Linked DNA regions of Homo sapiens: region 2 is linked to region 1. Evidence: chromatin contacts called from ENCODE Hi-C data. All regions are on one chromosome and are shown on one strand. Each heading gives the region's core, a stretch centred on a gene start or an enhancer-like site at or near the end of the contact. The rest is flanking DNA. Distances are from core to core; before and after follow the strand shown.

Region 1 (5,302 bases), core at 2,649-5,148:
AAGGGGCCCCTGGGCACGCACCTTGCTCTGAGTGGCGGATGACGAAGGGGTTGGCTGTGCTCTGGCGGCCTCGGTCTCGGGCTTCTTCTCCTCCGTCGCCATGGCTCTGACGCTGGCCGCACAGGAGACAAGGGTGGAGGGACCCGGTGACAGAGGCAGTCTGTTGAGCGAGATGCAGAACAGGGAGCCAAGAAACAAACTATATTTTAAAAAATTGATTTCCAAGAAAAAGGATGAAAAGAAAAACATTTGACTACCATATTGAGCCCTGTAGCAAACAAACCATTCCAAATTGAGGACCCTATTAATTCCCCTAAGTCCTTGCTAATACTTTCCAGCTGCTCCGCTGACACCCCTGCGCTCTCCCCTTTTGTCATCATAATGAAAGACCCCACCCTCAAGCGTGCTTCTTATTTTGTTATCCAGAAGTCTGTAAGAATGCAGCAGTTTGTGCAAACAAAATGCAGTTTTCTTCAAAGAGCCCTGGACACATTAAAAAAAGAACAGCAAAAGGTTTCCTGACAGAAAGCTAACACGCCAAATGACAGAAGACTGAGCTTCAGGGTGTAGAAATTTGGGATCACATCCAAATCCTAAAATGCACCCCAAGTGACGCAATCACGTTCACAGCCACGTTTGAAAACACAAGCACGGGCACCCAGTGGTCTACGCCTCATGGGGGGGCTCCAGTGCCTCCATGCACAGGCTGCTGGCCCGAGGCTGCCTTCCAGCATGCTAACAGCTCACAGGGCTCGCGCACTCAGTGAGGAGCCACAAAACACAGAGATGAGAGCAAGCCAGAGGCAGCTCTGCCTGCTGGAATTTCCACATCCTGCCTTCTGGAAAAGCAGCCTCAAGTACACCAACGATATTCTACGAGCAGGACTCACACTGCAGGGGAACGAAAAAAGACTGCAGTTCAATCGGTTTCACCTTGACAATGAAAATTATCCCAAATCTGTACAGTAAGCAGCTAGTTTCCTCTACCATGGGAATAGATTCATTACTTCAATACATCTCATAAAAGCACAACAGGTTACTTGGAAAGGAGGGACAGCATTTTTAAAAGGGAAAGCCACTGAGACATGCTTGCAAATACCACTGGCCATCGGAATCCCAGAAGCTAGCACTACCATCAATCTAATGAGTTTACACACTGTAAATTCTAGCTTGGAGCTTGGAACTGAAATCTTGCACAGGCTGATTGTAACACTAACGCGAAATGGAAGGCATTAAAAAGCATGTCTCAAAGTCTTCATCCAAGAGGAAGGCAGAGAAATTACAACACCCACTTTGCAGAGAACAGGTGTGGCCACCGCTCCATTTCACCTGCAGCAAAGATTCCCTGCGCAAAGATGGATCACGCTGCATCTAGGGCCGAGTACAGTACAAGAGAGGGGGAGAGGAGGGGCAGGCCCTGTAGCGCTGCCCAGGGGACAAAGTGCCAGTACAAAACCGGTCCTCGGTAAATGCCAGCTACGTGGTACTTGTCATTAGTGCAACCTAGCCATGCCAATTTAACCCAACTGCTGCATTTTCCTTGGCAGGCTGGACAAATACAGGGAGAGAGAGGAACTAAGGAAATCCAAGCAAAAAGCTGCAAAGTCCACTATAACAGTCCTAGCGTTAGACAGCCAGGCCAGGGCCAGAGCTGAGTGAACTGTGCCCATGCCCTACCCAAGCGAAACACCAGAGGAACAGAAGGCGAAATAGGCAGCTCAGAAGGCCGAGCAGCTCCTGTCAGCATCAACTCACCTGGGTGAGTCTAGACGCCTGGAAACACCCTCAGAGGAGGAACAACAGATAGGCGGTCTTACAAAAAAGGTGTCCAGCCCCTCCCAGCTCAAGCCCAACCTGCCCCAACCTTTGGGCTCAAAAAACATGAACATGTAAAAGAAACAAACAAAACAACCTTAACTTGACTTTTAAGAATATGATGGCTGGGCACAGTGGCTGACGCCTGTAATCTCAGCACTTTGGGAGGCTGAGGTGGGCAGATCACGAGGTCAGGAAGTTCAAGACCAGCCTGACCAGCATGGAGAAACCCCCTCCCTACTAAAAATACAGAAATTAGCCGGGTGTGGTGGTCGGTCCCTGTAATCCCAGCTACTCGGGAGGCTGAGGCAGGAGAATCACTTGAAACCAGAAGGCAGAACCAAGATTGCGCCACTGCACTCCAGCCTGGGCCAAACAGTGAAACTCCGTCGGGGGGTGGCGGGGAATGCAATTTCTTGACCCAACACACCCACCAAGTTTCTACGTCGGTGGGGTCTAGGCTTGGCGTGTTTTTTTTTTGTTTTTGTTTTTTTTTTGAGACACAGTCCAAAGAGTCCAGGTGCACGATCTGGGCTCACTACAACCTCCACCTTCCGGGTTCAAGTAATTCTTGCGCCTCAGCCTCCAGTTTAGCCGGGATTACAGGCGCGTACCACTACGCCCGGCCAATCTTTTGTATTTTTAGTAGAGACGGAGTTTCGCCATGTTGCCCAGGCTAGTCTCGAACTCCTGACCTCAGGCAATCCGCCCGCCTCAGCCTCCCAAAGTGCTAGGATTACAGGCGTGAGCCACCGCGCCGGGCCAAGGCTTGGCATTTTCATGAACACTCAGGTGTCTCTGTGGAACAATCCTTTTGAGAGAACAGGAAGGTTGGAGACTTGATCTTGAGGAAAGCGGGGGCCAAGGTTACGGGAACGGTGATGAATTGGCGGCCCCTAGACCAGATGCTGCCTGGCTCCTCCTAGCAGCCACTGCTTTTCATCCAGGTAAGCCTGACCACCTGAAGCCGAGCAACCAAACCTCAGTGTGCCCTCCTGGACTGCATGCCACAGGCCGATTCCTGAGTCCCTCAGTCCCTGAGGTGGAGCCCAGGAATCTGCCTGTGACATGCAGTCAGAAAAGCATACTGTGTGCAAAGACAGGAATTAATCTGCATCTTAAACACCAGCCGGGTGGCCGGCCCAACAGAGGTGGGGACCTGGCTCTCCCTATCTGAGATCCTGGACAGGCTCCCCGCCTGGGTCCTTCGCTTTCCTGTCTTCCCCACCGGCTAGGACAGCACCTGCCCAGGTCACAGATTAAACTAGCATTTGAGGAGATGGGTAAACGGACCGGGGTGAGTGGAAACTTGCAAGCGAGACAGCAGGGAGTGTCGTTAGCGATGTAACAGGCCGACCTCTGTTTGGTCCGGGAACGTAACCGCTCAAAATGGCTCTCGCAGACCGGCCAGGACAGGTCTGCGGCCCCGCGCGAGGAGGCACGGTGGGCCTACCGTTCAGGACCGAGGACCCGCACCCCAGGACCCCACCTAGCGAGCTGCAGCCTGGCTGCCTCGGGTTGGGGTGAGCGGCGGGAGCGGGCTGGGGGCGTTTCTACGAGGAGGGGAAGCGCACCTCGTCCAGGGACTGAGTGGCTTGGTGGGTCTGGGGTCCTTCCCTGAAGGGGCAGTGGAGGGAGAGGGGCGATGTGAGGCCGGGCACGCTGCCTGCGGGAAAGAGGACCCAGTGCCGGCGCTCTGGCCTTGTCAGCGGTCCGCCGGGGAGGCGGAGGTGGGGGCGCGAGTGGGGGCGGACCGGGTGGAGGGAACTGCGCGCGCGGCCGTCCACCGAGGGGCCGGGGCGGGGGTCCCGGGCGGGGCCGCTGCAGCGGGAGCAGCGCCCGGGGCTGGGCCTGGCCCGAGGCCCGGCGGGGAACACGTGCGGCGGCCGGGTGCGGTTTGGAAGCTTCTGGCGCCGCCCCGCTGCCCGCCTTGTGTTCCCCGGGCCGGGCGGCTGCCCGCTTACCTGCCGGGCCGCGGCGGCGGGGCCGGGCGCTCGGGGCGTCGCGTCGGCCGCCGCCTGGGCGGGAGCGCGGACTCAGCTCGACAAGGCGGCAGCTCGGGCGGGCGCCAGGCGGCGGGGGCGCAGTGCGCGTGCGCGAGGGGAGGGGGCGGTGTCCGGGGGGCGGGGCGAGCTCACAAAGCCGGCCTCTCGGAGGAGCGCTACGGGCAGCGACAGCGGCCAGAATGCCTCGGGCCGGCCCAACGCTTTAAAGGGACAGCACGGGGCGCGCGCTTCCCGCTTAAAAGCTTTAATCCCCGAATTTGACTGGTGCAGGCCCTTCTAATGCACTTCCTAAAAACTGAAGTATAATAATACATACAGGAAAGTGCTAGTGTGCCCTCGCGTTTCCACAGACAGCACGCCCTGTACACAGACACCAGCGGCCCTCCGGGACCTGCGCAGGTGGCGTCGCCCGGCGTTGTCTCCGGAGTCGATTCGGGCCGGGGCACCTCCCCGGGCGACCAGGCCCCTTCTTGATCATCGCTGGTACGGATGAGAGCGGCAGTGGGCATTTGGAAAGCACCTGGGGCCGCGCCCGGGCGCAGTGCCCCCATGTGGCCTCCCACCCCGGGCGGGCAGGACGATTCCTGCCCATCTGGAAGACCAGGAACCTGCGCGTTCACAGGGTTCGGAAGCCCGGGCTGCGCCTTCCCGCGGGGCCGGCTGCCGGGCTGGGGGCTCTTCCCGCCTCTGCATGCACAGAGCCCGCGGTGCACGAACCTGCTCCCCGCCAGCCCCGCGGACTGGCAGGGCCGCTCTGGAGTCACCCGCGCCCGCTCCGCAGTGCGCAAACTCACTTCGCAGCGGGCTCTCCCGGGGCCAGCCCTTCCCTCCTGGGCGGGCATTTTCACCTCCAGGTACAAGGGGGTGGTCCCCAGAGGAGGACTCAGGGGCTTAAGGAGAAGCTGAGGCCCGGTCCTCTGGCCTCAACGACTGCACATTCTCGCCGCCTGCTTCACTTCTTAGAGCCTTGGAGGTAGGCATGGCCTCCCTATCCCCTCAGCTAGGCCTGTGGGTAGAATAACATACAGTCCCTTATTCTCCAATTAAAAATGGGAACACAGAATATGACACAGGAACCCATGCAAACAAAGGGATAGAGCATTTGAAATAAAAATGCCAAGGAGGGTGAGGTGAGCGGTTGTCAGAGAGGTGGAACCGGAAGACTGGCAGTTGGTCTGGAGTCCCCTTCCCAGGAAGGACACAGAGAAGGCAAGGTCCCTGTCTGGTCCTTCAGGGCTCCATATGGATTTGTGTGCCCAAGAGGCCGGATCCCTTGGGCCAGGTGCCCTGGAGCATGGAGTGGTGACAGTCACAGGTTAGCAAACCCAGTTCGGATGAAGAAGCGCATCTTTATCTCCGTCCACCTGGCCGCCTGGGCCGGAATCCCGAGCCCGTGACACGCTGCTCTCCTTCCACCCCACCTCAGCTCTCAGATCGTCCACTTCTCTCCCTCCCCACCCCAGCCCTACCTCCCACCTGGG
Region 2 (4,927 bases), core at 1,848-4,347, 2.1 Mb before region 1:
TTTGTCTCCAATGCAAGCATCAGAGTGGGCCCTCCTGGGTTCTGGGAGGCACGTGGGCCTGAGGCCCTCCTCTCTGTCACATACATGCCATGTGCCCTTCACCTCACACAGTAGTCAGCCCTCTGAGCCTCAGTTTCTCCCTCTGTAAAACAGGAATATCAATACCTGTTCCACGATGGGTAGGCCTCTGCAAACCTGCCCCAAAGATGGAGGAGGCTGAGAGGCAGAAGAAAGAGGCTGACAAGTCCAGTTTCTCAGGAAGAAACATTTAGTAGGGACTTACAAATGGAAGCCACATCTGTGTCTCTGGAGGCACCGACAGACGGGATCCCGCCACCACCCCCAGGCCCAGGGCTTATCTGCCATAGGGGAGGCTGGTTTAGAAGGAACGTGCAGAAACCTGAAGCAGACAGCATCAAGGCTTTGTGCCCTAAGGGTGGGATTTACGGCAAGTACCTGCTCTACACAGGGAACAACAGATCAACTGGAAATCTTGGAGGCCTTCCCGGAATCAGGCTCATCAGGATCCAACACAGCAGATTAGGTCCAAGATGCTGCTGCCTCAGCCTGCACAGTGCCTTATCTCATCATGTCTGAGATGTGATCTCCCCGCATTTTGATCTCTTTGAAGCCAGAGCTGTCTCTGTCAGGGCATCTGAAAATGGCCACTGGCCGCGTGTTTTCTCGCTCCGCGGCACGCACGCTAACCGCGCCTGCAGTCACCTGGCCTTTGCCACAGCGACGTGCGATGCCTCTCCTGCAGGTGGGGTGGGGGGCAGATTTCACGCAGGCTTTGGGCAGGATCTGGCTCAGCACAGACAGCTCTTACGTAGACTCCGAGATTCAATCCTAACCCCTTCCCCTCCCCCGCCCTGCCTTAGATGGGAGAAACTCTGGTTGTTTTGGGGTGTGGCCTCTAAGTGCTGGGCTAAGCTTGGTCCCAGGGGTGGCTCCGTTTCACCGAGCAGGTTTGGGGTGAGGTGTTGCCCCGATGTTCCGAATGTGCCCCTCCAGTTGGGCTCATGACGTCCTCTGTCTCAGCCAGATCAGCCTCCTTTCCTCCACTCCTTGTTCCCCTGCCACCTCGCTGCTGCTCCTTCTGGAGGCCTGGGGCTCAGTGTGTGGCCCTCCCCTCTGTCCCACAGCCTCCCCGGGGGACCTCAAGCAGCCTCAAGCGCTGAGCTCCAGACTCGACTCCCACTTCTAAACCCTGACCTGACACCTCCCTTAGAGGTTGAAAAGGCTGCTCAGATGTAACAGGTCCAAAGCAAACTCATGGCATCCTCCCCAGCATAGCTCTCCCATCTCGCCGCTGCAGGATTTAGTCTCAGCCGTAAGCAACCCCATTCCTCTGGTTGCTTTGGCCCAAACTCTGCGAATGTGACACCCTCTGCCTCCACCCAGACTCAGCCGACCCCTCCACCAGCACTGCCTCTCACCCCTCCCCGGAGTCCCTCCAGCTTGTGGAAGGAGGCGGCGGCCCCTCCCAGGTCCCCTGCTTCCCCTCCTGCCCCTCCTACTCTGCAACTAGAAGGGCAGAGCTGCATCCTTGCACCGATCCTTCCGTGGCCACCCCCCCATTCAGCATCAAAGTCTGAGTCTGCGGCCCAGGTTGTGAGGCCCCCTGGGTCTCGCTCGGGCTCTCAGCTTTTCTTCCCTCCCACGCTTCCCCCAGCTTGCTCCGCTCCCACCAGGTCCGGCTCCTTGCTGTTCCTCCAGCGTGCTCAGCACCCTTCTGCCCCAGGGCCTTTGCATGTGTGCCTCCTCCCTCACCTCCTTCTCCATTCGGGTCACCTTCTCAAAGACCTCCCCACCCTCCTCTGTACGGCAGCCCTGCTGGCACCTGCTTCCGTGTCCGGCTTCATTGCTTTTCATAGCACGCGGTGGCTGCTTTACGCGTTGGTTTGTTTGGGGTCTGCCCAAATGCAGGCCAGGGACACTGGGGGCTCGGTTTTGTTCTTGATTTGTCTCCAGGGCTTGGCACAGAGCAGAAGCCAGGAAACGTGGGTGATGGAAGGAAACATGAACAGGGAGACGCAGGACGTGAGGAAAAGGGAGCAGACGCCTTGGCCAGGGGCCCTCTGGGGAGAATCCTCTCATCTGGGGTTAACCATTGTTAGCAGCAAAACCTTTTAAACAAAATCTTACACAGAACCCCACAATACAGTTATCTATTTATTTTGAGACAAGGTCTCGCTCTGTCATCCAGGCTGGAGTGCAGTGGCAGAGTCACGGCTCACTGCAGCCTCAAGCTCCCAGGCTCAAGCCATCCTCCACCTTAGCCCCTCAAGTAGCTGGGACTACAGGTGTGCACCACCATGCCCGGCTTTTTTCTTTTTTTTAAGAGATGGGCTCTCGCTATGTTGCCCAGGCTCGCCCACTCCCTTGTTTTGTTTTGGTCACACAGTTCAGAGAAAATCTTGACATGTGTAAAAATTAGGAATAGGAACAAAAAAAAAAATCAGGTATCCTGTTCAATGAAGCAAAAAAGTCATATGATTTCATTTCCAAACCGTGAAGCTGCATTCGACTGGAACATCCTAAAAGGTAGCACACAACACATCTGACTTTGAGTGGATGTTTTGCTGCATTTTCTAAGCGTTCCAATATCATATTAAAAAGTCGAGGCTGGCTTGCAGACCCTCTGAAGCCCCAGGTGGGGTTGCCAAGTAAAAGAACCCCGGAATAGTTTTTTACGTCTAAGAATGTCTTGTTAAATTTGTATTTCAGGCATGGCACAGACCTAGGCTGAAAAACCGACTCACTGTTTGTCTGAAATTCACGTTGAACCTGGCGTCGTGCACTTCCATTTGCTAAATGTGGCCACCTGGCCCTGTTCAGGGAAGGGGTTTGGGGAACGCGCGGCGGGGTGGGGCGGGGCCTGGGCGGAGCCTGCCGCGCCTGGGCGGGGAGATGGCGTCATCAGACTCTTGGGGGCGGGGCTGCCACGCATGGGCGGGGGCGGGGGCGGGGAGAGAGGGCGGGGTCAGACGTGAGGGGGCGGGGCGGAACAGAACTGGGCGCGCGGGGGCGGGGCCGGGCGCGCCGGCGCACGTGACGGTGGTTGCCAGGGTGAAAGTTCAGCGCGCCGGCGGCACTTCCAACATGGCGGCGGCCGGGGCGGCGGTGGCGCGCAGCCCGGGAATCGGAGCGGGACCTGCGCTGAGAGCCCGGCGCTCGCCCCCGCCGCGGGCCGCACGGCTGCCGCGGCTGCTAGTGCTGCTAGCGGCGGCGGCGGTGGGGCCGGGCGCGGGCGGTGCGGCGCGGCTGTACCGCGCGGGCGAGGACGCCGTGTGGGTGCTGGACAGCGGCAGCGTGCGCGGGGCCACCGCCAACAGCTCGGCCGCGTGGCTCGTGCAGTTCTACTCGTCGTGGTGTGGCCACTGCATCGGCTACGCGCCCACTTGGCGGGCCCTGGCTGGGGATGTGCGAGGTGAGGCGCGCCCCCGCGCGGGGACCCCCCGACCCCCGGGACCGCGGCCTTCCGGGACCCCTTGCGACCGCCCCAGAAGGCGGGTCCCGGGGCCCCTCCCCCGTATTTCTTTCCTTACCGCAGAGCCAGTCCCTGCCCCACAGAGGCACCCGACTCGGACCAACCCTGGCCTTTCCAGGGGCGGGAGACTAAGCCAGCTGCTCCCCATGTCTCTCCCAGTTAATCCCCGTTAGATCCTGACGAGTTGGGCTGTCTGAAGTCAAAATGAAACCATTCTCCCGCAGCCCTCACCGCACGCTTGGGGATAGGGAAGCCCTCCCGTATCCCAGCTCTCAAAATACCTATGTTTTGAGCCCCAAGAACTTCATTGACCTTCCAGGCCTCCTACCCTACCTGTTTCCTAGCGTCCACACACCCCATCCCCAGTGCCCAGAATTCCTGTTCTCTGAGGATCCCTCATTCCTATTCCACACTCGTAGCCACCCCATTCCCTTTGAACCTTCATCATTAACTTTCTGGTTCGGATCGCTGGCCATATAGTGGGTGCTCAAAGTGAACCCACAACTTAGAAGTCCAAATACTCTGGAGACTTCTCTATAATACCCCAAAACAACCTATAAAGCAATTTTTTTAACTCTACAAAGAATTTCATTGGTGGGCTCCTTGATCACAGATGCACAGCCTTTGAGAAATCTTTCACCAAACTGCTGGTAGTGTTCCGCACTTTATTGTTTAGTGCTTTCATCTGGTCGCACGTTGTTAACCAGTCACGAAGTTACTCGCCTGCTCTACAGGTTAGAGTTGGCGTGGGAGGGGGCATTCACAACACCCTTCCCTTAAAATGGTATTTAAATCACTGAAGTAGGAGGTCCTCCCGACCCAGTGAGGTTTGGCAGGACTTCCTGTGTTGTGCTAACCTCAAATTACATGTTTCAGTGGGCAAGATCTGTAACAAATTGCTACTCTTTCTTCCTGCACCTTTGTTTTTATGCCTTACACCCAATCCTGCTGTATTTTTCTCATCGCAAACAGATTTGTAAAGAAACTTTTTTTCAAGTCTAAGTAGGGCTTTTGTATGTTACTGTAAATGGTTATCTTTAAAATGCATTCTCCTCTTAGAGAGCTGGGGCCTTTTGATTCTAATGGATTCCTCCTCTTTGATCTCATGTTTTCTTATGTCCCTGTTGACCTGACTCAGAACTGAGGTCAGAGACTGGAAGAGATGGACAGAAAAACTGTTCAGTGGGGTTTTTAGACACTGCTTTTAGGAAAACAAACAAGTAATTCAATCACGTAGGGAACCCTTCAGTTCTTGTGTGTTATTCAGTGGCAGAAACAGATATGTTCATTAAAATGCAGGTGGCCCTGGCAGGACTTGGTCACTTTTTTTGTGGGTTTTGGTTTTGATTTTTTTTTTTCAGTTGAGTCGCTGAAGTCTAAAGATCGTACCAGATTCAAATATTGCAAATTCTGTAACCGAAGCAGCACATAGGC

What was found. A loop is a pair of places that touch in the nucleus more often than their neighbours do. Pooled maps may share reads with other maps.
Region 2: a map of CD8-positive, alpha-beta T cell shows a loop between it and region 1 (8-fold over the local background). The contact joins the promoter of QSOX2 here to the promoter of WDR5 in region 1. A Hi-C loop is called at or near these places in 2 of 168 maps with a recorded cell type or tissue (CD4-positive, alpha-beta T cell and CD8-positive, alpha-beta T cell) and 4 of 50 pooled maps.

What each region holds. Positions count from the first base shown.
Region 1 is chr9:134,134,678-134,139,979 of GRCh38, reverse strand. It overlaps WDR5 (WD repeat domain 5), which reads right to left and starts at 3,898. Exons shown (of 14, transcript NM_017588.3): 1 at 3,780-3,898; 2 at 22-160. The coding sequence starts at 102. It overlaps WDR5-DT (WDR5 divergent transcript), which reads left to right and starts at 3,998. Exons shown (of 2, transcript NR_186420.1): 1 at 3,998-4,794. RefSeq lists enhancers at 2,917-3,841, 4,748-4,857 and silencers at 3,768-3,947, 4,388-4,557.
Region 2 is chr9:136,243,982-136,248,908 of GRCh38, reverse strand. QSOX2 (quiescin sulfhydryl oxidase 2) reads left to right here and starts at 3,097. Exons shown (of 12, transcript NM_181701.4): 1 at 3,097-3,433. The coding sequence starts at 3,106. RefSeq lists an enhancer at 208-1,062 and silencers at 2,860-3,129, 3,160-3,569.